Regions from separate parts of the Homo sapiens genome. Here region 2 is linked to region 1. A link is a loop called in an ENCODE intact Hi-C map of the cell type or tissue named here. Cell type or tissue: psoas muscle. All regions are shown on one strand. Links, peaks and the distances in the headings refer to the core of each region. The heading gives the core; the rest is flanking DNA. Region 1 has its middle 37 kb from the start of APTX. Region 2 has its middle 94 kb from the start of TMEM215.

Region 1 (12,707 bases), core at 7,365-12,364:
CTTGAACTGGGTGGAGCCCACCACAGCTCAGCAAGGCCTGCTGCCTCTGTTGACTCCACCTCTGGGGGCAGGGCATAGCTGAACAAAAGGCAGCAGAAACTTCTGCAGACTTAAACGTCCCTGTCTGACAGCTCTGGAGACCTGTGTTCTCCCAACATGGCGTTTGAGCTCTGAGGACAGACTGCCTCCTCAAGTGGGTCCCTGACCCCCGTGTAGCCTAACTAGGAGACATCTCCCAGTAGGGGCTGACTGACACTTCATACAGGCAGGTGCCCCTCTGGGACGAAGCTTCCAGAGGAAGGATAAGGCATCAATATTTGCTGTTCTGTAATATTTGCTGTTCTGCAGCCTCCGCTGGTGATACCCAGGCAAACAGGGTCTGGAGTGGACCTCCAGCAAATTCCAACAGACCTGCAGCTGAGGGACCTGACTGTTAGAAGGAAAACTAACAAACAGAAAGGAATAGCATCAACATCAACAAAATGGACATCCACACCAAAACCCCATCTGTAGGTCACCGACATCAAAGACCAAAGGTAGATAAAACCACAAAGATGGGGAGAAACCAGAGAAGAAAAGCTGAAAATTCTAAAAACCAAAGCGCCTATACTCCCCAAAGCATCACAGCTCCTCGCCAGCAACAGAACAAAGCTGGACGGAGAATGACTTTCACGAGTTGACAAAAGTAGGCTTCAGAAGGTCGGTAATAACAAACTTCTCCAAGCTAAAAGAGGATGTTCGAACCCATAGCAAGGAAGCTAAAAACCTTGAAAAAAGGTTAGATGAATGGCTAACTAGAATAAACAGCATAGAGAAGACCTTAAATGACCTGATGGAGCTGAAAACCATGGCACGAGAACTACGTGACGCATGCACAAGCTTCAGTAGCCAATTCGATCAAGTGGAAGAAAGGGTATCAGTGATTGAAGATCAAATGAATGAAATGAAGCGAGAAGAGAAGTTTAGAGAAAAAAGAGTAAAAAGAAACAAACAAAGCCTCCAAGAAATATGGGACTATGTGAAAAGACCAAATCGACATCTGATTGGTGTACCTGAAAGTGACAGGGAGAGTGGAACCAAGTTGGAAAACACTCTTCAGGATATTATCCAGGAGAAATTCCCCAACCTAGCAAGGTAGGCTGACATTCAAATTCAGGAAATACAGAGAACACCACAAAGATACTCCTTGAGAAGAGCAACTCCAAGACATAATTGTCAGATTCACCAAGGTTGAAATGAAGGAAAAAATGCTAAGGGCAGCCAGAAAGGTCAGGTTACCCACAAAGGGAAGCCCATCAGACTAATAGCAGATCTCTCGGCAGAAACTCTACAAGGCTGAAGAGAGTGGGGGCCAATATTCGACATTCTTAAAGAGAAGAATTTTCAGCCCAGAATGTCATATCCAGCCAAACTAAGCTTCATAAGTGAAGGAGAAATAATATCCTTTACAAACAAGCAAATGCTGAGAGATTTTGTCACCACCAGGCCTGCCTTGCAAGAGCCCCTGAAGGAAGCACTAAACATGGAAAGGAACGACTGGTACCAGCCACTGCAAAAACATGCCATATTGTAAAGACCATCAATGCTAGGAAGAAACTGCATCAACTAACAAGCAAAATAACCAGCTAACATCATAATGACAGGATCAAATAAACACATAACAACATTAACCTTAAATGTAAATGGGCTAAATGCCCCAATTAAAAGATACAGACTGGCAAATTGGATGAAGAGTCAAGATCCATCAGTGTGCTGTATTCAGGAGACCCATCTCACATGCAGAGACAAACATAGCCTCAAAATAAAGGCATGGAGGAAGATCTACCAAGCAAATGGAAAGCAAAAAAAAAAAAAAAAAAAAAGCAGGGGTTGCAATCCTAGTCTCTGATAAAACAGACTTTAAACCAACAAAGATCAAGAGACAAAGAAGGCCATTACATAATGGTAAAGGGATCAATTCAACAAGAAGAGCTAACTATCCTAAATATATATGCACCCAATACAGGAGCACCCAGATTCATAAAGCAAATCCTTAGAGACCTACAAAGAGACTAAGACTCCCACACAATAATAATGGGAGACTTTAACACCCCACTGTCAATATTAGACAGATCAACGAGACAGAAAGTTAAGAAGGATATCCAGGAATTGAACTCAGCTCTGCACCAAGCAGACGTAATAGACATCTACAGAACTCTCCACCCCAAATCAACAGAATATACATTTTTCTCAGCACCACATCACACTTATTCCAAAATTGACCACATAGTTGGAAGTAAAGCACCCCTCAGCAAAGGTAAAAGAACAGAAATCACAACAAACTGTCTCTCAGACCACAGTGCAATCAAATTAAAACTCAGGATTAAGAAACTCACTCAAAACTGCACAACTACATGGAAACTGAACAACCTGCTCCTGAATGACTACTGGGAAAATAATGAAATGAAGGCAGAAACAAAGATGTTCTTTGAAACCAATGAGGACAAAGACACAACATACCAGAATCTCTGGGACACATTTAAAGCAGTGTGTAGAGGGAAATTTATAGCACTAAATGCCCACAAGGGAAAGCAGGAAAGATCTAAAATCAACACCCTAACATCACAATTCAAAGAACTAGAGAAGCAAGAGCAAACAAATTCAAAAGCTAGCAGAAGGCAAGAAATAACTAAGATCAATGCAGAATTGAAGGAGATAGAGACACAAAAAACCCTTCAAAAAAATCAATGAATCCAGGAGCTGGTTTTTTGAAAAGATCAACAAAACTGATAGACCACTAGCAAGACTAATAAAGAAGAAAAGAGAGAAGAATCAAACAGACACAATAGAAAATGATAAAGGGGATATCACCACTGATCCCACAGAAATACAAACTACCATCAGAGAATACTATAAACACCTCTATGCAAATAAACTAGAAAATCTAGAAGAAATGGATAAATTCCTGGACACGTACACCCTCCCAAGACTAAACCAGGAAGAAGTGGAATCTCTGAATAGACCAATAACAGGGTATGAAATTGAGGCAATAATCAATAGCCTACCAACCAAAAAAGTCCAGGATCAGACGGATTCATAACCAAATTCTACCAGAAGTACAAAGAGGAGCTGATACCATTCCTTCTGAAACTATTCCAATCAGCAGAAAAAGAGGGAATCCTCCCTAACTCATTTTATGAGGCCAGCATCATCCTGATACCAAAGCCTGGCAGAGACACAACAAAAAAAGAGAATTTTAGACCAATATCCCTGATGAACATCGATGCAAAAATCCTCAATACTGGCAAACTGAATCCAGCAGCACATCAAAAACCTTATCCACCATGATCAAGTTGGCTTCATCCCTGGGATGCAAGGCTGGTTCAACATACGAAAATCAATAAACATAATCCATCACATAAACAGAACCAACAACAAAAACCACATGATTATCTCAATAGATGCAGAAAAGTCCTTTGACAAAATTCAACAGCCCTTCATGCTAAAAACTCTCAATAAACTAGGTATTGATGGAATGTATCTCAAAATAATAAGAGCTATTTATGACAAACCCACAGCCAATATCATACTGAATGGGCAAAAACTGGAAGCATTCCCTTTGAAAACTGGCACTAGACAGGGATGCCCTCTCTCACCACTCCTATTCAACATAGTGTTGGAAGTTCTGGCCAGGGCAATCAGGCAAGGGAAAGAAATAAAGGGTATTCAATTAGGAAAAGAAGAAGTCAAATTGTCCCTGTTTGCATATGACATGATTGTATATTTAGAAAACCCCATCATCTCAGCCCAAAATCTCCTTAAGCTGATAAGCAACTTCAGCAAAGTCTCAGGATACAAAATCAATGTGCAAAAATCACAAGCATTCCTACACACCAATAACAGACAAACAGAGAACCAAATCATGAGTGAACTCCCATTCACAATTGCCACAAAGAGAATAAAATACCTAGGAATCCAACTTACAAGGGATGTGAAGGACCTCTTCAAGGAGAACTACAAACCACTGCTCAATGAAATAAAGGAGGACACAAACAAATGGAAGAACATTCCATGCTCATGGTTAGGAAGAATCAATATCATGAAAATGGCCATACTGCCCAATGAAATTTATAGATTCAATGCCATCCCCATCAAGCTACCAATGACTTTCTTCACGGAATTGGGAAAAACTTCTTTAAAGTTCATATGGAACCAAAAAAGAGCCTGCATTGCCAAGACAATCCTAAGCAAAGAGAACAAAGCTGGAGGCATCATGCTACCTGACTTCAAACTATACTACAAGGCTACAGTAACCAAAACAGCATGGTACTGGTACCAAAACAGAGATATAGACCAATGGAACAGAACAGAGGCTTCAGAAATAACACCACACATCTACAACCATCTGATCTTTGACAAACCTGACAAAAACAAGAAATGGGGAAAGGATTCCCTATTTAATAAGTGGTGCTGGGAAAACTGGCTAGCCGTATGTAGAAAGCTGAAACTGGATCCCTTCCTTACACCTTATACAAAAATTAATTCAAGATGGATTAAAGACTTAAATGTAAGACCTAAAAACCATAAAAACCCTAGAAGAAAACCTAGGCAATATCATTCAGGACATAGGCATGGGCAAGGACTTCATGACTAAAACACCAAAAGCAATGGCAACAAAAGTCAAAATAGACAAATGCGATCTAATTAAACTAAACAGCTTCTGCACAGCAAAAGAAACTACCATCAGAATGAACAGGCAACCTACAGAATGGGAGAAAAATTTTGCCATCTACTCATCTGACAAAGGGCTAATATCCAGAATCTACAAAGAACTTAAACAAATTTTGAAGAAAAAAACAACCCCATCAAAAAGTGGGCAAAGGATATGAATAGACACTTCTCAAAAGAAAACATTTATGCAGCCAATAGACACATGAAAAAATGCTCATCATCACTGGTCATCAGAGAAATGCAAATCAAAACCACAATGAGATACCATCTCACACCAGTTAGAATGGCGATCATTAAAAAGTCAGGAAACAACAGATGCTGGAGAGGATATGGAGAAATAGGAATGCTTTTACACTGTTGGTGGGAGTGTAAACTAGTTCAACCATTGTGGAAGACAGTGTGGTGATTCCTCAAGGATCTAGAACTAGAAATACCATTTGACCCAGTGATCCTATTACTGGGTATATACCCAAAGGATTATAAATCATGCTACTATAAAGACACATGCACACATATGTTTATTGCAGGACTATTCACAATAGCAAAGACTTGGAACCAACCCAAATGTCCATCAATGATAGACTGGATTAAGAAAATGTGGCACAGATACACCATGGAGTACTATGCAGCCATAAAAAACGATGAGTTCATGTCCTTTGCACGGACATGGATGAAGCTGGCAACCATCATTCTCAGCAAACTATCACAAGGACAGAAAACCAAACACCACATGTTCTCACTCATGGGTGGGAATTGAACAATAAGAACACTTGGACACAGGGTGGGGAACATCACACACCAGGGCCTGTCGTGGGGTAGGGGGCTGGGGGAGGGATAGCATTAGGAGAAATACCTAATGTAAATGACATTAATGGGTGCAGCAAACCAACTTGGCACATGTATACCTATGGAACAAACCTGCACGTTGTGCATATGTACCCTAGAACTTAAAGTGTAATAAATGTATATATATATATATGTGTATGTATGTGTAGATACATGTGTGTGTATATATATGTGTATATATATATGCATGTGTGTGTGTATATACATATATGTGTGTGTGTGTATATATATATATATACACACACACGAAAATTAGCCAGGCATGGTGGCAGATGCCTGTAATCCCAGCTACTCGCGGGGCTGAGGCAGGAGAATTGCTTGAACCTGGGAAGTGGAGGTTGCAGTTAGCCAAGATTGTGCCATCACACTCCAGCCAGGGGGACAAGAGTGAGACTTCGTCTCAAAAAAAAAAAAAAAAGTTTTCAATTTTTAAATTTCTACTGCTATCAGCTTTTTATTCTGAATATTGTTTATTTTTGCCTTCTTTATAAATCAACTTATGTCATTATTACTGTTATATGCAATATATGTTTTACATAAGAAAATAAATGTCTTTTCTCACTAAAAAAAAAAATATTCCCCATCTGATAATGCTTAAAAATGCTTCAACTGGACATTCACGGAAATGAATCTAAATAACAATCTTACCCCTTTCACAAAAATTAACTCATAGACATAATGGATCACAGACATAAATATAAAACATAAAAGTATAAAACTCCTAGAAGATAATATAGGAGAAAATCTAGGTATCTAGGTGACCTTGAGTTTAGCAATGACTTTACAACACCAAAATACAATTTACAAAAGATAAAATGTAAAAATTGGACTTCGTTAAAATTAAAAATCCTTCAATTGAGGACAAAGCTTTTTGTTGTACAAAAAGAATTGAAATGCAAATTCCTGTCTGGAAAAGATAATAGTGATCTGTAAAATCATGCTGAAGTATAAAAGACTAATAGCAGATCCTGTGTTTCTGTGCTCGGGGGTAGAAGGCTACTCATGTATAAGAAAATAGGAAGAAACAATATTTGTGGGCTAAGGTGGAAGGATCACTTGAACCCAGGAGTTCAAGGCTGCAGTGAGTTATAATCATGCCATTGCACTCCAACCTAGGTGACAGAGTTAGAACCCATCTCAAAAAAAGAAAAAAGAAAAAAAAATTTGTGAAATATACAAGGAGCAAAGCCTTATCCTACACTTAAGCATCCTGACATGTGACTTCTCTGATGGAAACAAGAAAACCTGATGGTTCAGGTCTTGAAACTAGAGTAAGTATTTTCTTCTTATCAACAGCCAAGGCAGTCTCTGTAAATCTCAGGTCCAACCCAACATTCAATTTATAGCCATAAATATTTTCATTATTTTTAAAAATTTATTTCATCATAAAAATAAAATTCTTTTTTTTTCTTTTTGAGACCCAAAAGAGACTCCAGCTTGTCACCCAAGCTGGAGTGCAGTGGCATGACCACGGCTCACTGCAGACTTGACCTCCCAGACTCAAGCAATCCTCACCTCAGCCTCCTGAGCAGCTGGGACTACAAGTGTTTGCCACCACACCCAGCTAATTTTTTAACTTTTTTTTTTAGAGATGGAGTCTCACCATGTTGCCCAGGCTGATCTCGAACTCCTGGGCTCAAGCAATCTGCCTGCTTCAGCCTCCCAAAGTGCTGGGATTACAGGTGTAAGTCACCATACCCAGCCAAAAGAAAATTCTTAATATTAAAGTATATGAACTTTGACTCAAAAGTTTTTTTTTAAAGCAAAAGAAAAGGCAAAAATAAGAGTTATAAAGAAAACCTACTTTTCTAAAAAACAGCGTTTTATAAGCAGACATCTAGCAAATATTATCAAGAAAAAAAGAAGAAATACAAAATGCAAGAAATGAGAAATTGGAATAGGAACAACAGAAGTCAAAATGTGGCCAAAAAGGCCAGGTGCAGTGGCTTATGCCTATAATCCCAACACTTTGGAAGGCTGATGGGAGGATCCCTTGAGGCCAGGAGTTCAAGATCAGCCTGGGCAACATGGTGAGACCCTGTCTCTACCAAAAAAAGAAAAAAAAATTAATCAAGTATATAATCTTTGTTTGTCTCTCAAAAATATATTAAAAGGGACTCATTTATACCCAGAGAGACCAACCCTTCTTCAAATCCCCTTCTTTTCCCCAAATCTCCCAGAGCCCTCCAAAGCTCCCACTTCCCAGATGCCTCAAAGTCTGCCCCAAATATTCACCTATCTTTTTCAGTCCTTCACCCCCTTCTGTCTTCACTATGTAGATTGGTTTAGCTTCACTAACTTTTTTGTTTTCTTTCCACTTCTCCCATTACTTGATTTCTCTAACACAAAGGATGTTCTGGGAACTGATCCAACAAGCCAAAATTCTAACCATTCTTCTCATTTTCCATCTTTTCTTCCCCTTTTCCTGATACTTTTGTTAAAATCTGGGGACCAGGCCAAATACATAAATCAATCTATAAATCTTATTCCCCAAACCCATCCCATCACGAATGTTTCAGAGTCAAAGTCAATACTGAAAGAGAAGCCCTAGGGAACCAAGAGGATTCACCCCCAGAATTCAAGGTGGTTCAGTATTTGGAAACCAAATGTAACATTTCATATCAACATAATTTACAAGGGAAATCATGGGATCTCAATGGGTGGTGAAAGGCATTTGTAAGTACAAACAGAAAGTTGCTATGGACAGCAATTTTGAATAACTAAAATGTAGTTGGTGTCTCGCAGACATTGAGGTTAGGGGCAAACAGAGAAAAAGCCACTATTTTTCTAGATCTAGTGTTAGGAATATCAGATCCATCAGATCAAATGAATTACCTTCACGTGTGTCATTCTCAGACTCAAGCAAATTTGGTCTTGAAATCTGGCCTTGCAGGATGCCTGTCTCTGGAGGGCCACAGAACACTCGAATGGAACTGGCATTATTTGTAAAAAAAAAAAAAAAATTAGCCACTTTTTGTTGTATCAGCTATTAATATAAATAATTGAATGTTGATTACATTCCTTTGTGACCTATCACTTTTTAAAAATAAAATTTGAGGCTTTTTTCACACTCCCAAATATGTATTCACTGTAGCTAATTTAGAAGCGTGCACAACAATATAACACAATTTAAATTATCCACATTCTTACCACCAAGAGAGGACCGCTAATTAACGTTTTAGTATATTCTCTCCCAGCATGAATTTGGGAATGCAAGCACTCTTGATGTTTAATTAGGACATAAGTTGGTTGCTGATATTATAAGTCACTTCTATGTTTCAAATCCCTCAATGGAACATCAGAGGCTACTAGAATAAAGAGTTCTGATAGATTCTCCAGGCAAGAGATTAAACTTTGCCCCAAAGCACCAGAGAGATTAGATGCCCAGTGGTAGCAGAGTGACTTTCTGTGTGTAGTTTGGAAAAAAGGACTGCCAGTTGGTTCAAAATAATTAGAATCTAGGGGATACACACACACACACACACACACACACACACACACACACACACACACACACGCACACCAGCTGAGAAGACCTGCCCTAGAAAATCCATGGATTATTGATTTTTGGGGTGCTTCCCTTGAAATTACATGCAAAACATATGGGAAAGGGGCTATCATCTTCACCAAATTTTGGATCTATGACTCCCTCAAAATGTCAGGACCCCTGGTACATAAAGTCCTTTTCAATTTTAATATTCTTGTACTCTTTGGCATTGGAGCTTTTATTCTGCCTGCTTAAAAGACAGAAGGCTTGGAAGAGATGGAAGACAGATGAAGCTAGGTTCTTCTATCAAAAGGAGGTTTGCGGGGAAGCTGGCCCATGGAAAATGCAGACACAGCCCTTTACCTTCTCTGTATATTGACCGTCCTGCTTTGACAGTGCTTCCTCTAATATTTGACCACCAGCGACTTAGCAATTGTCGATGTAAAAATGATGCCATTTTTGAAGAATATGCCCAAAAGAAGTGTCTGCTACCAGTGCTACTCCCAGGTATTCTTGTGATGTGAACAACAGTCACTAACTTGGGGTCAAATTAAGAAAATTTGCCAGCATATTTTCAATGCCTACCATGCATTGACATGCCCCAAGACCCATTTCATGATTGCCAGAATCAGGCTTCAACCTTGGCTCTAGCCAACTTATTATTTTTTTTAATAGAAAGAATGTTTTTTGGGGTTTGTTTGTTGAGACACAGTCTTGATCTGTCACCCAGGCTGGAGTGCAATGGCACGATCTCAGCTCACAGCAATCTCTGCCTCCTGGGTTGAAGCGATTCTCGTGCCTCAGCCAGCCAAGTAGCTGGGATTACAGGCGCGTGCCACCACACCTGGCTAATTTTTGTATTTTTGGTGGAGACAGGGTTTTGCCATGTTGGCTAGGGGCTAGGCTGTTCTCGAACTCCTGACCTCAAATGATCCGCCAGCCTCAGCCTCCCAAAGTGCTGGGATTATAGGCGTGAGCCATCGCGCCCAGCTTCCAGCCAACTTTAGAGTCTATTTCACCTCTCAGCCAAACAGCCTCCCAGTCAATCGTGTATGTTTTGTATTTTGACCCACACACTGGTTTTCCCTCAAACTTCTATCTTAATTAGGAGATACGTTAAACACACATCAGTCTTATTTTAAAAGCCCCTTAAATATTTTATTTTGAAGCATTGATTCTGAAACATAAGATACTTTATAAAAGGGCTTCAAAAACAGCTTTGTCTTGTGGAAGACAATTAAAAATTTATTGTTCAAATGCTGCCATCTGGTGGCCAAACATGGCAAGCCCCGAAAATAGACCATTCACAGAAAAGATACGGAAAACCCCAGTTTCCCTAATCACTTGCTTTGTTAGCAAAGATTTGGAAAATTCTGTGGAAAAATATTAACATGCTTATGTTCCACTAATTCTAACCTGTAAGATATACTTTTTTCCCATAAACAATGGCAGTAAGATGTTTATCAGAATGTTTCCAAAGTCATATGAAGGAAAAATGAAGAAGGCAAGAAAAAATGTTTAAATAAAAAAAATTAAAGATCAACACCTGTGAAAAAAAGGGATTTAAAAAATAAAAATAACTGTTTCTAAGGGCAAAGATGCAGACTCACTGGACAACATGCTTGCCAATCAAATTCAGATGTAACAGAAAAAGTTATCTTTTCTACATCCATTCCAAGTGTATTGACACAGGTGTCATTCACTCAACGAAATTTTATTGCAAGGCTGTTTTGTTCCATATTCTTTTAATTTCGTTGGGTACATGATGGAGAACCAAAAAAACTACCTTTCCTAGAGAACCTCATGAGAAACAGGGACCCCACACCGTAAGATTGTACGTACGGTTGCACCCTATGTGGCCCTCAGTCTCAAGTGAGTGTGAGCTAAAAGCTTCTGCTTGCAGGGCATGCCTTTTCTCATTCACATAAAGGGGACATAGAGGCTTTGAGCTACTGCGGGGATGTGGGGGATTCAGATACCTATTGGGGCCTCCCTCCCACATCTTGGGTCTCTTTCCTAATGCCTGGCCAGCTGGAGGGAACACATTTTAGTATTTGACCTATTGACCCTCTTGCTTTGTCATGAACATCTTCCACTTTGTGGGTTCTCGAAAGCAGTCCTAGTCTCTGAGCAATGTATTTGTAACCTAGAGAATGCCTGTGATTCAGCTGCTCAACTGGCTCTTCAGACATCCCCAGATGCCCCCTTCTCTGCCCTGGGCCCAGCTTCCTACCTCCAGAATGCAGCTGGGGAAAGAGCCGCAAAGGCTGGTGGTCTGGTGACCCAGGACATGGAGGTGCCTCTGGACCCTGGCAACTCCAACTAGCATTCTAGGAGGACCTCCCACAGTTTCTGGAGAAGATTCTACAAAAGGTCTTTGGCCAGTAACTAATTCTTCAATGTGAATAAATGATAGTTTTTTTCCTCCAATAAATGTCAAACAGTACTAGTTGGGGGTGGGGGCAGTGGGTTGTGTCAGCTTTCAACTTGTGGCTGCCAGAACTACAATGCTTCTTCTTGGTTGGTAAAATATTTAAAAAAAAAAAAAAAAAAGCCTGGCGCAGTGGCTCACGCCTGTAATCCCAGCACTTTGAGAGGCTGAGGTGGGAAGATCACTTGAGCTCAGGAGTTTGAGACCAGCTTGGCCAACATGGTGAAACCTCATCTCTATTAAAAATATAAAAATTAGCCAGGCATGGTGGTGGGCGCCAGTCCTCCACAGTGACCTGAGACCCCTCCTGTATATCCCAGATGCATGGTAATGACCCTTTTCTCTTGAGATTCTTAAACTGGGGTCCACAGACCCTATGGAAGCACGTCAGTGGCTCCATAAATTCCCTGATAACATATACAAAATGTGTAAATATTCATTATGCTGAAGAGGTTTCACGGCTTTCATCACATTTTTAAAAATTAGTCTATGGTAGAATCTTCAGAGCCCTGCGAAAGTCTCCCTCCAAGTTGGAGTTGTTGGAAGCAGAGGGAAGCATTTAGGCCAACACTGACAGATGAGTCCTAACTCTCTGATATCCAGCCATGTCCAGTCTGTGTGACTATCAGATGCCAGGCTCTAGAAAATATCCCTGAATCTAAAGACATCCTTAACTACCATCTCAAGTATGATCTAGTCCCTACAAGGACCATTTGTACCTGGGTATCTCAGAGACAGGCCCAGAGAAGGAAAAATACTTACGCTCTGAGCCTAAGGCTGGCAGCGTTCATTACAGGTCCCAGACCAAGCCACTGGACTGATCTCTGGGCATGAAGAGGGAACGGGAGCAACTGAGGGGAAGTCATCTCCAGACATGGCTCCTAAGAGCCTGGGGCCAAAGGAGCTCTGCCAAACTCCTGAAGAAAGGAAGGGCTGATCCCTGTAACGAGGGACTCCCCTTCAGCTAATGCCGGAGGTCTCCCCAGACTCTGAAATAACCCTGACACAGCAGAGGGAAGGCAGACCTATGACAGGCCCAGGCAGCTAACCAGAAAATGCTATTTGTGTCCTGGCAGGGAACAGCCAAATCCATAAGCTTCAGAAATGCAAGGTGCTTTGAAGCCAAAGGTTCATTTATATTGTGGTTCTCAAACATCAATAAAATCAAGTTCATCCTGAATGGTTTAAAATGAAGATTCTTAGGCCCTCAGGATTGTGATTCAGTAATTATTT
Region 2 (12,707 bases), core at 3,727-8,726, 91 kb before region 1:
CTAGGTGCTACTTTCCTTCTCAAAATAGTAATGAATACCTTTGCTGTGAAATTATGGTAGGGAATAAATTATTGTTTATGCTTTTGTTAAAACAAAACAGCTCTAAGGTTGGGTGCAGTGGCTCACGCCTGTAATCCCACCTTGGGAGGCCAAGGTGGGTGGATCACTTGAGCTCAGGAGTTCAAGACCAGCCTGGGCAACATAGGGAGTCCCCATTTAAAAAATTTTTTTTTAATAAAAAATTTTAGAAAACAGCTGTAATGAACTAAATTCTAGCATGCTTAAGTGAAAATTGGGAGAAAAAATTTGGATTGTGACCACCAAATGAAAAAATTACATCCTCCTATCAATGGCTCCGAATACTTTTAAGTTATTCCACTTTACAGTGTGCCGAGCATTTTAATACAAATTAATCTCACTTGGTCTTCCAAGAAGAATCAAATAAGTTATATATCTTCATCTTTTAATGCAGATAAATCTATCAATATGTTCCTTTCAAGTTTATTCATTGCTTTTCGGTTCGTAAATTCCTTTCTTAAAATTTTTTCCTTTCATCTTTTACAATGAATTATTTAAACAACCTAAAATTAATTTGAAAAATAAGATAAGGTGAGGCTATAATTTGATTTTTCCCATATTGATCTATTTTTTATTTTTTATTTATTTACTTTGTTTGTTTGTTTGTTTATTTAGAGATGGGGTCTACTGTGTTGCCCAGGCTGGTCTCAAACTCCTGAGCTCAAATGATCCTTCTGCCTCGGCCTCACAAAGTGGTAGGATTACAGGCGTGAGCCACCACACCCAGCCCTCCATACTAATCTATTGTTGCAGCACAATTTATTGAATAATCTTTCCTCTTTTCAGATATTTGAGCTTTGCCATGCATTTATTACACACATATCCATTTGTCCATTTCAAACTTATCTATTCTATTCCAAATCTATTTGCCAAGTCTTTTTCTCCCAATCATACACTCTTCTAATTACTTTAATTTTCTATTTAAAAAAAAAATCAAATAGTGAAAGTACTCCTCTTGCATACTATTTCTCACCACCACCACCACCCCCTTGACATACACACACACACACACACACACACAACATCCCTGTTTACTCTCATCTGTTAATTTTTCCAAATAAAATTTAGAATCATAATATTAGCACAGACCCGAGGCCTCCAAGGCAGGGAGCTGGCAATGGGGCAAGAACAAGCCATTTCCCACCTTCTCTTGAGCAAATAATACTGCTCTTTTATGCAGGGTGAAGCAAGTAGAGTCTGCAAATTGTTTTTTTCAACCCAACTTCACTCTTCCTACAACTTTTGGAAATCTGTATTTTCAGAAGCTTTTCTCACATCAAGCAGAATTTGTTAGCAAAACCTGTTCTAGCTAAGCCTATGGTGAATCTGTCAGAAGGGGACGGGTGGCCATGCTGTGTGCAGGAGCTTCTAAGAAATAGCACTGCTTAATCCTATCACCTATGATGCTTATAGCAATCGCAAAATTACTTAGACATTTAAAGGGAAAAAATTGTCAGAGATGTACCTCTTAGGTGAATGGTTTTACCATAAAAAGCTGACTGCCTTGTCTTGGGTTAAGAACACATTTTTGGTTACATAGATTTCCTCCCCAATAATTGTTGGAATATTGGCTAAATAAAATATTCTCCATAGCAGATTTAAATCACACCCAAAACTGTCCATTTGAGTTACGAGTATTTGTCTTTTTCTTTGTGTTTTAGGCATTTTCTTGAGACACTGGGTAAAGATGGGAGGCTGCTAAATAGAGGCCATTTAAACCACTTTAATTGTTATTTCAATGGGGAGTTGGAAGGAAGTATGTTGGGTACACTGCTAGGTAATCTACCACTGCGTGACCCACAAATGCAGACATTGTCTAAGTTACATTTGCACGACTTTTAACTAGCACTGGGAAAAGCCTGGCTTAAGAGTAAAAGAAAGGCCTAGAATCCAACAGACCTGGGTTCTAATCCTGACTCCACTTAATACTATTTGAAAACCCTGGGCAAGTTTATTTCCCAGCTCTGTGCCTCGGTTTCCTTGAATAGAATGTTAGGAAACTAAAACTTACCTTGTAGGATTCAAGAATAAGAGATAATGCATAGAAAGGACCTTGTACAATAGTTGGCACAAAGTAGGTACCTAATGAAAAGCCAGTTATTAATGCCTCCAAGAATATGAATGGTCTGTATGTCCATATCATTTCTAGCTTAAGAACTCACCCAAAAAAAGTAAAAGGATAAGAGCTCTGTTGAGTGGAGAAAAAAGATTCTAGATGATTCTCTTAGTTTACAGAATTTCTGCCTAGGAAATCAAATTCTTGCCTCTGGCTTGAAGGGCATCCAAGAGCCCACTCACTGCAGCTCAAGCTTGGCACAGTCGTAGGAACATCTCCCCTGCCCTGCACTGAACACACTCCTCAGGAACCAGCCTACGAGCTTACTTTGGGTGAAGTGCCGCTTCCTAGAAGCCAAGAGCAGCCATGCAGATGCTGCCCCCGGTGCCCCTGCTGGCATGGGAATCCTTGGCCACTGTCAACCCGCTGCCCAGGCTCCCCTCCACAGTCCACCGAACCACATCTGAGTGGAAGAAACAAAACAGCCCACATCAGTGTGTGCAGCCAACAAACGGAGCAAGCTGATCAGCAGATATCACTGAAAAAACCCCTCATAATAATAATGGCTGCCGTGCATGTGCCAGACACCCCCACCTGGCACTTTTCACGTGTCTTCTTGTTTAATTATCACAATAACCCTATGAGATGGGTATTGGTACTGTATCATCATTTTACATAGGAGGAAATGAGGTTCAGAGAAATTCAAAGTAGCTTCTCCAACATCCCATAGCTGATAAGAGTCAGAGATAAGATTACAACCCAGATCTGTTTGACTCCAGCGCTCAAACTCATTCCACCATACATGCTGGCTGTCCCAAGAGCCCACGTACAGAGTTCTCTGCTTGGGATTCAGAATCTGACTCATAGTCTCTGACCTAAAAGGAACGTTTGAGAATCTCAGTTATTACAGTATGTTCTCCAAGCCCACTCTTGTACACTCTGCCTTGTGATACTGGGGATGGGACCCTGCACAGCCCATTTCTCCTTTGCCAGCTGCTCTCTTGAGGTGTTTTCTAGGGGTGGGGAGTCCTAAAGGGATACCTAAAGGAGGGAGACGCCATCGGCTACTTCCTGCCTGCTTCCCATTTAGGTCAGCATGGCCCCAGAAAGGTTTCTTCTTTAGAACTCCTATAGCAGTCTGTTGCCACAGCACAGGGATTCTGATTGCAGTTTTCTCAGCACCAGCCATGTTGTACCACTCTCCTTCCCCCTCCCCAGAGGCATCAGGACCCACCTGAGCTAAGAGGTGCATCCCCTTCTCCAAGTTTCTGAGTTTTAATAGTCACAACTTCTTCACTCTGTTCCCAGCCCCTGCAGCTGTTTCCTCTGTGGCTCCTTTGTGCTCCCTGATTGCCTTTCCAGTTCTTTAATTCCTGGTTAATAATGAATTGTATCAACTTCTCTTTTAAAACAATGGGCATGGCTTGTCTCCTGACTGGACTCCATTTTACACAAAGAATCATCGTCTGCTCTAATGCCTTTCAAATGAGGAGACTGAGGCCCAGAGAAGTTAAGTGACATGCTTAAGCTTGCACGCTCAGTAAGAATATAAAATAATGTTGCTACGATTTGTCCTCTTAGAATGTGCTATAACACCATGAGGTACATACCACCATCCCTATCCCTACCCACACCCTCTTAGAATGTGCTATAACCCAGTTACATACATACCATCATCCAAATAAAACAAATGCAGAAATTGAGGCTCAAACATCATGTGATTTCCCTAATGTCACCCCTTAATGAGTAATAGAGGTACAATTTGAACTGAATTAGCCTAACTGTGAAACCAGGGCTCTTAACCACTATTCCATACTCAGTGTGTTATCTCCCCATCCCTCTGGACTGGATAAATGTCTCTGCATCTTCAAGGGCTGGTGGAGCTCCTAGCTGTGGTTTCTCGCTCTCCTAGAACTGCTCACTCTTGAAGCCAGTAATCTTTTCTTAGCACTACTGGCACAGAATATAAAATCTAAATATTGTCCATCTACTAACATTTCTTTAACCAAGTCCCCAAACCAAAGGGAAGAAAGCAGCTATCTTTTACATGATATTATTGTCTCCCAAGCTATCTGGGAATCTTCAGGATGATTAAAGTCCCTCTCTAGCCAGTTGCAATGACTCTAAGTCCTAGATGATTCACAGAAAAAAAAAAAGGGGGATGGGGGTGGGGAGGACTACTTGGCAATTAGGAAGGAGTAGGATCACAGTTATGAAAGCTATAAATATCTTTCACATGTCTTCTGTAGACTGGGCTGCAAAATAAGAAAGTTCCAATATCCTATTTATTAGTTATCAAAAAGCACAAAGTTGCACTTCAAACATATCAATAAGTCTCTCTCTATTACCTCTTGACAGGTAGAGCCCAATTAGGAGCTTCCAAGAAGCTGGGTTTGGAGTCCAGCTACTTCCTGACTGAGAGCTCTGCTGAACACTGCAGCCAGTTAATCACAGGAGGAGACTGGATGGCTCCCATGTCAGGCATGCTGCAGGGCCATGGCAGGAGGAAGAGCTGCTTGCTGTCTACTAATGAGCCAACCTGGATGCCCAGCAGGCTCTGCTGGGCTCAATGCCCTTGTTTGTAGGAAGTATCCTCAGGATTCATCTTAGTTGCAGCCCAGAATGGAGGTTAAGTCAGGAGCCATCAGAGAATGTAGGAGGCCTTACCACCATGCGAGGGTTGAGCCTACCTACCAATCCAGGAGTAGAGAAAAAGACATCGGCCTTTTCAGGCATCCTGAGCTTTTGTGGGCAGCTCCGTTGAAGCTCTTGAAAGCTCTGCTGCTTTCATTTAGTAACTATTTATGGACTGCTAACTAGGTACCAGGCACTGACAGTATTACTCTGTTCAAGTCAATAAACATTTCCTGAGTATCTATATGTACAAGCACTTCACCAGGAAGAAAGGACTTACACCTAAAAAAGGTGGCCTTCCAGACTCGTGTGACTTCCTGCTCATCTCAGCACCCTGGGTGTCACGGGTTTTCTCAGTGCCCCACAGCAGGAAGCAGTCCAATTTACTAGAAAGAGCAACAGACAAGGAGCCAAAGTTTATGTCTGGGCTCTGCCACTCACCCCCTGCACGATTTAGGCAAGTCACTGAACCATCCCACCTCAGTAGTTTCATGTGCAAAAAGCAATCTGACAGGCTAAGATCCAACAAGACAAATCTAAGGATGATTATTATTGAAATTTATGGGTGGAGGGAAAAGAAAACAGGTATTTCCACCCTATTTAATTTAAACGTTATATCAGACAAATGAAATTCCCTGTGACTATTAAGAAAGACTGGCTAGGCATGGTGGCTTACGCCTGTAATCCCAGCAATTCGGGAGGCCAAGGCGGGCGGATCACCTGAGGTCAGGAGTTTGAGGCCAGCCTGACCAACATGGAGAAACCCCGTCTCCACTAAAAATACAAAATTAGCTGGGCGTGGCGGCACATGCCTCTAATCCCAGCTACTCGGGAGGCTGAGGCAGGAGAATTACTTGAACCTGGGAGGCAGAGGTTGCAGTGAGCCGAGATCGCACCATTGCACTCCAGCCTGGGCAACAAGAGCGAAACTCCGTCTCAAAAGAAAAAAAAAAGAAAAGAAAAGAAAAGAAAGACATGGGGAAAACTGAAACACAAAATCAGCCCCAGGAAAACGTGGCCATAGATAGATGGATAGGTTTATTTTCAGGGCTACTCCAGTTAATTTTTTTGGCATCCACCTCATTCAGTGCCCAAACACGAAATGCAGCTCCTACCCTCACCCCCTCCAGAATCACTGGATCCCAACCATGGGAGGGCCGGCGAGCCCATCTCATTCAGTCTTCTGCACCCACAGGACGCCCAGGCACCAACATCCCGGAAGAGGCCTTCCAGTCTTCACTTGAATACATTCAAAGGTGAGGTGCTCATTGTTTGGTAATATAACATTCCATTTTTCCCAGCTCTGATGAGTAGAAAACATGAAATCCAAAACCATCCATTGGTCCTTGTCCAGCCCCCGTGATGCTACCTGAACTCATCTAACCAACCTTCTCCAAGGCAGCCTTTGACCCAGTCCCTCATTCTCCTCTCCTTTATAATAACTCCTTTAAACAGCTTTGGGTTTCGGGGTGGGGTGGGGGGCGCATGCTGTTAATAGGACCCAACCCTGACATTACTTGTGTCCTATTAACAGAAATGAGTTCCTCCTCCTACTTATTCAGAAGTTGACATTAGGCATAAAAAGATAGGCATGACCTTTTCAGCCAGACCCTAGGGAACAGATTCTAAAAATATCTCTATGTCCGCAGGCATCATGGCCAGAGCCAACACTATGAATAACCCTCTATGCTCCCTGGAGACTCAGGAGACAAGAAGAGACCTGCAGGCCAGTTTGCATGTCAGGGTGCAGGGGGAGTCATCGGCCAGGACTGGCCTTTGTGTTCTAACAGCTGAGGCATGGCCCAGGGCAATGAAGGCCCCATCCATCCCTGAGTCATGAGGTGGCCCAGAGGAGAAGATGAGAGGATTAGGAGAATAGGGGGCTTTGTTATTAGTATAATCGTAATAATTTCCCTCAATATTTGAGAATTATAAGCAAGGACTTGGACTCAAATTAACTTAGGATTAGACTCAAATAATATTGTAGTATATTGATTAAAATATCATATCTGGCTATACTAAGCCCAGGTCACTGGGTAGTAGAAGGGCTTAATCCCACAAGTTCTATCACTTAATAATAACAAGAATAACTAACATTTATTGAGCCAGTCACTGCTTTAGTTACAGCTTAGTTATAGTATCTCCACAACAACCCTATGAAGAAGTATATAATAACTCAGGGATGCACGGGATCTCCATTGCCCTGGGCCATGCCCCAGCTGTTAGAGGACCAAGGCCAGTCCTGGCCGATGACTCCCCCTGCACCCCCACGTGCAAACTGGCCTGCAGGTCCCTTCTTGTCACCTGTCTGAGTCTCCAGGGAGCAAAGAGGATTATTTATAGTGTTGGCTGTGGCCATGGTACCTGCGGACATAGAGATATTTTTAGTGTCTCCTCCTTCTCATTTTATAGATGAGGAAAGTGAAGCTGAGAGCAGGTGAGTAATTTGACTAAAGTCACACAACAGTGACTGGGCCCATTAACTCAGAGCCTGAGCTCTTAACCGAGAGGCAAAAACAGAGAAAGAATGAAGCCATCTTCCACAGCCGACAAGTTATTCAGATCAGACCAGGGTCTCTGTTTAAATGCCATCCACCACTACATGTCTGCTTCTCCTGAGAAGGAACCAGGACAGGCTCTCACAGATGTGGAGTCTCTAGAGGCCTCTGGTCCCAGCAACTCTGCTGCCTGCAATCTAGTCTCTCCCTCAGCTGCCTGGTGGTGTTATACCTGGATCCCCAGGCTCCCTGCCCCTGCTGCCACCTGTGCCTGCCTGTCTGTGCATAGGCACTTGTTCCTCCAAGACTGGACTAAGCCCCTGGACCCTTAAATTCAGCAGGTCCACCTGGTGATTCCCAAACGTCAGGCAGTCACATGCTACCATCACAATTTTTAGAGTATCTGTGGACCACTGTTTACTTCATGCGTTTCTGCAAAATAGCTTGTTTGTTTGTTTGTTTTGAGACAGAGTTTCACTCTTGTTGCCCAGGCTGGAGTGCAATGGCACGATCTTGGCTCACTGCAACCTCCACCTCCCAGGTTCAAGCGATTCTCCTGCCTCAGCCTCCAGAGTAGCTGGGATTACAGGCATGTGCCATGACACCCAGCTAATGTTTGTATTTTTTAGTAAAGACTGGGTTTCACCATGTTGGTCAGGCTGGTCTCGAACTCCTGATGTCAGGTGATCCACCTGCCTCGGCCTCCCAAAGTGCTGGGATTACAGGCATGAGCCACCACACCCGGTCTATTTATTTTTACTTAGCTGTGTTTAAACAGTAGTATCTGTGAAATCACAAGCTAATATACTGGTCAATTTTTGTCTAGTATGCATGAAAATGCACAACAATTAAAGGGTTTTATTTTTTTAATTTCCCATCAGTAGAACCTAAACCACTACTGGCACACACTGCCTTATCAGATGCACAAATCTCTTCTACAACACTGTAAATTGTGATCAATCAGCCATCCCTCCAAAACTCTAGTGAGGGGACTCACCACTTTCTGTTACCTAAACATTTCCTTCCCAGCTAGATGATCCAACAGCTCTGGAAGGGCACCAGGCAGGGCTAAAGAGACCAATCGGATAAACCATAATTTTTGCTTTTTTTTTTTTTTTTTTTTTTTTTTCAGAAAGAACCTCATGAGGGAGAATGAGGCTTCAAAGTCAGAGGTAGCTAGAATTTCAGCTCCACTACTTTTTTTAAGTTCCTGGGCAAGTGCCAACTTCTCTGAGCCTGTTTCCTCATTTTCCAAGGGGATTATAATACGCACCTCAAAGAGTTGTGCTATGGGCGAGATCACATATGTAAAGTGTCTAGTACAGCTCTTGGCACACCACAATCACCCAATAAATATAAATTCCCTCCTTTTCCACAAGAATAGTAAAATAACCTGGCAATACTGACGAATGGCTTTCCTTGGTAAGAATCGTCCTGGCTAATCTCCTAGAAGCATTCCAATCATTCACTGCTCTGCATATGAATTTGGGGCAGTATTTTTCTTCAAACTTGGCGGAGAGCCTGATTATCTTCCCAAACAGTGAGTGAGGACCTGATCATTCTGAAGATCAAGACAGATTTTCTACCTTAAACGGCAGAGCCCTCACTGTTGGTTTTCTGAGGATAGCAGGTTTCCATGACCCCAAAGGGAAAGCTGGCAGGGTGCTAACCTGGGTGCTAACCTGGGAGGGACCAACCCTGAGACTGGCTGGATGTTTAAGCTGACAGAATTTCAGCAGAAAAGCATCAACCATCACTGTCAAAAGCTCTGGGGTCAGGCCAGGCGCGGTGGCTCACGCCTGTAATCCCAGCACTTTGGGAGGCCAAGGCGGGCGGATCACCTGAGGCCAGGAGTTTGAGACCAGCCTGGCTAAAATGGCGAAACCCTATCTCTACTAAAAATACAAAAAATTAGCCAGGTGTGATGGCGGATGCCTGTAATCCCAGTTACTCGGGAGGCTGAGGCAGGAGAATCACTTGAACCTGGGAGGCAGAGGCTGCAGTGAGCCGAGATCGCACCATTGGGCTCCAGCCTGGGCGACAGATTGAACCTCCATCTCAAAATACATACATACATACATACATACATACATACATACATACATACATAAAAAGCACTGGGGTCTCTGAACAGAAGCTACGTGGCTCCCAGAAAAAGTGAAGCCCGCACGCAGGCAGTGCTCATGAGTTGGTGGCCAAAGCCTTATCTGCATCCCTTTTCACTCACTATTACGTGGCATTAAGGAAATTTTCTGCTGAGCAGAGTGACCTTGACATGTGATTTCTTGTGCTTTTCTGGGTATATGCAGAGCATTATAAGAAGTAATGATTCCCAAAGAGCCCATCTAATCTGACAATTTTCATCAGCCTCCAAGGGGAGATTTTACCTTTTGCTCATTTCTCAATTTTTTTTTTTTAGTGTTACTATAAAAAAGAGAGGAAGAACAAGATCTATAACCTTTAATATGTCCTTGCAAAAGTTAGAGGTATGACATAGATGTTCTCTTTCACTCATCTTTGCCACCAGTCAGCATTTCTCAGCAGGTGGATCAAGTATACAACTGGTCGAACTTTCCTCTTTCTCTAAATCTTAAAGATACTCTCCAGGCATCAAATGTGAGTTTGGCAGAAAAACCATGGGTACTAGACTCTTAGACTACTGGGAACAAATAACATGAATCTCGGCTATTGGATCCTGACCACTCTAATCTCAACCAATGTTGAGTCCACATTTGGGAACATGAGTTGTAAGGACCCTAGAAATAAAACTCTGATTCTGGTTATTTACAAACCTTGTTTGATATGAACAAAATCATTATCCACCTTTTACCCTAAAACATCTTTTGTTTCTGATACTGAAACCACTAAAAAAAAAAAAAAAAAAAAAAAAAAGACTAAAATACAGTTTAAATGCTTTACAGTAAAAATTAATAAACTTCAGCACAAAATCAATACTTAATTATTCATCATTAGCTATAGTAAGACTACAAATAAGATGATAGTACTCGTTAGTAAAGCCAATTGCAATTGGTTTAATAAGGACCTCAATTAGAAAGTTGTATAAATGAAAAGACAAGAATTTGATAATTCAGTACAATTTTTAAAACATAACCCAACTATTTCAGGTTTATCAAAATCCTTAATTTTGATACATTGTACATTTCAGCTTCAACATAAAGACAAATATTTTGGGTTTTAGCCCTTTAAAAACTATTGCTGTGCTTCCTCTCTTCTCTGCTCCTGCCTCTCTGAAATCATTCTTTTTTTTTTTTTTAAACAGGATCTTGCTCTGTCACCCAGGCTTTAGTACAGTGGTGTGATCATAGCTCACTGCAGCCTCAACCTCCTGGGCTCAAGCCATCCTCCCACCTCAGCCTCCCAAGTAGCTGGGACTACAGGCACATGACACCACACCTGGCTAATTCTTAATTTTTGTAGAGACAGAGTCTTGCTATGTTGCCCAGGCTGGTCTCAAACTCCTGAACTCAAGCAATCATCCCACCTCGGCCTCCCAAAATGCTGGGGTTACAGGCCTGAGCCATTACACCCATCCTGAAATCATTCTTCCATTTTTTGATTTAAATTTTTTTTGTAAAGATGGGGTCTCATTATGTTGACCAGGCTAGTCTCAAGCTCCTCGAGTGATCCTCCCACTTTAGCCTTCCAAAGTGCTGGAATTACTGGCCTGAGTTATGCCCAGTCTGGAACCATTCTTTATTAATCTTGGGAACTCCTCTCCATTCTTTTATTAAAATCTGCAAGGAACTATGTCTTCCTCACACACATACACACATTCACTCCACCCCCACAGTCAAAGAGCTCTATTATCAATCCCAGGGAGAAAATGCCAAACCATGGGCTTTTTGTTTCAGAATATGGTAGCCCCCCCTTATCTGCAGTTTTGCTTTCCAAGATTTCAGTTGCCCATGGTCAATCCTGGTCTGAAAATACTAAATGAAAATTTTCAGAAATAAACAATTCATAAGTTTTCAATTGCACACCATTCTGAATAGCGTGATGAAATCTCGTCCGTCCCACTCAGTCCCGCCCGGGATGTGAATCCTCCCTTTGTCCAGCGTCTGCACACTGTAGACGCTCCCATTCGTCAGTTAGCAGCCAGATCCGTTATCAGATCAACTGTCATGGTATCGCAGTGCTGGTGTTCAAGGAACCCTTATTTTACTTAACAATGGGCCCAAAGCAAAAGAATAGTGATGCTGGCATATTGTTATAATTGTTCTATGTTATTATTATTGTTGTTAATCACTTACTGTGCCTAATTTATACATTAAACTTTATCAGAGGTATGCGTTAGAATGTTAAGAAGTTCTGCCATGGCATTTCGTCTGTATGTTTTGTTCTTTTAGCATACATTGCGCTCCTCCCTCCATTAGTCATTAAGGTCTTTGACATTAGATGTATAGGAAAAAAAACAGTGTACGGAGGGCTCGGTACTATCCTTGGTGTGGGGTCTTGGAAAGTATCCCCCACAGATGAAAGGGGACTACTGCATCCTATATAAGTTTTGGGGGGTAATTGGGCCTTTCTAATAATAGTTTCTAGAATAATGTTTTTTATTTTTTAGGAGAGACAGCAAGAATGCTTTGATCTGCTTATAATTATTATTTACTGGTCTATTATGTATTAAATGGGACTCTGTGCTGGACTGGACCATGAGTGATTATCCTTATCTGTATGACATAAGTGTCCACAAAGTTTCAAGTTACCAGCTTCGTTGGTAGTCACTGATATGGTTGTGTGTCTGGGTATTTTGTTCTTTTAGCATAGGCTGCACCCCTCTTCCCTATTAGTCATTAAGGTCTTTGACATCAGATACTCCGCCTTTTGTAAAATAAGATTAAAAAGTACAGAGGTCTATACATAGTGTGGCAGGAAATTCTCACTGGAGTTTACTGCTTGGGGCAGAGATAAGATTGAGGCCATTTAGCTACAAATAGAATGCACTGCACGCCCCATTCCCTTCACTGAGGCTCTGGTAGAGGCAAAGAAGTCCCAGCTGTCAATTCTGAAATTCCCAGGTGCACCAATCCAGATTACTTTAACTATTATTAATTACTGGCACCTCACAACTCATTGCCCCACACCAGTGCATCTTAATAGCATGGCTGAGAACCATGGATTTAACGTATGTGTTGAAGGTCGACCAAAGAATCCATTTGAAATCTAGAAATATCTACAGATCCAGATGCCAATGGCCTGTAACCTAGGGCAAAGCACTCCAGCTTTTTGTGCCTCATTTTTCTCGCCTGTAAAAAAAAAGGATAACAACATTTACTTATCAGGGATTCGTTATAAGAATTAAATGAGACATATGTAGGCACTCAATAAAGGTCAGTTGCTGCTGTGTGGCCTTGGACAAATCATTTAACATCTCTGCACCTCAGTTTCCTCTTTTGTAAAGTAACAGGAATGGGTTACAT

Evidence for each region. Hi-C counts contacts between places; a loop is a spot of excess contacts. Peaks named below come from ENCODE experiments on the same cell type or tissue, not always from the same donor. Only the 100,000 strongest peaks of a DNase experiment are listed, where the experiment ranks them.
Region 2: a loop joins it to region 1, with 2.5 times the contacts of the local background. A loop is called at or near these places in 2 of 110 quality-filtered maps.

Annotation. Positions count from the first base shown.
Region 1 is chr9:32,958,285-32,970,991 of GRCh38, forward strand. No RefSeq gene overlaps it. Among named protein-coding and RNA genes, the nearest start is that of APTX, 37 kb to the right of the region's middle. RefSeq lists an enhancer at 1-407. In psoas muscle, for the core only: a CTCF peak has its summit at 10,315 (motif pointing left); a DNase peak (open chromatin) is centred at 10,317.
Region 2 is chr9:32,870,808-32,883,514 of GRCh38, forward strand. No RefSeq gene overlaps it. Among named protein-coding and RNA genes, the nearest start is that of TMEM215, 94 kb to the left of the region's middle. In psoas muscle, for the core only: no CTCF peak of the experiment used is centred there; a DNase peak (open chromatin) is centred at 6,514; H3K27ac peaks cover 2,783 bases.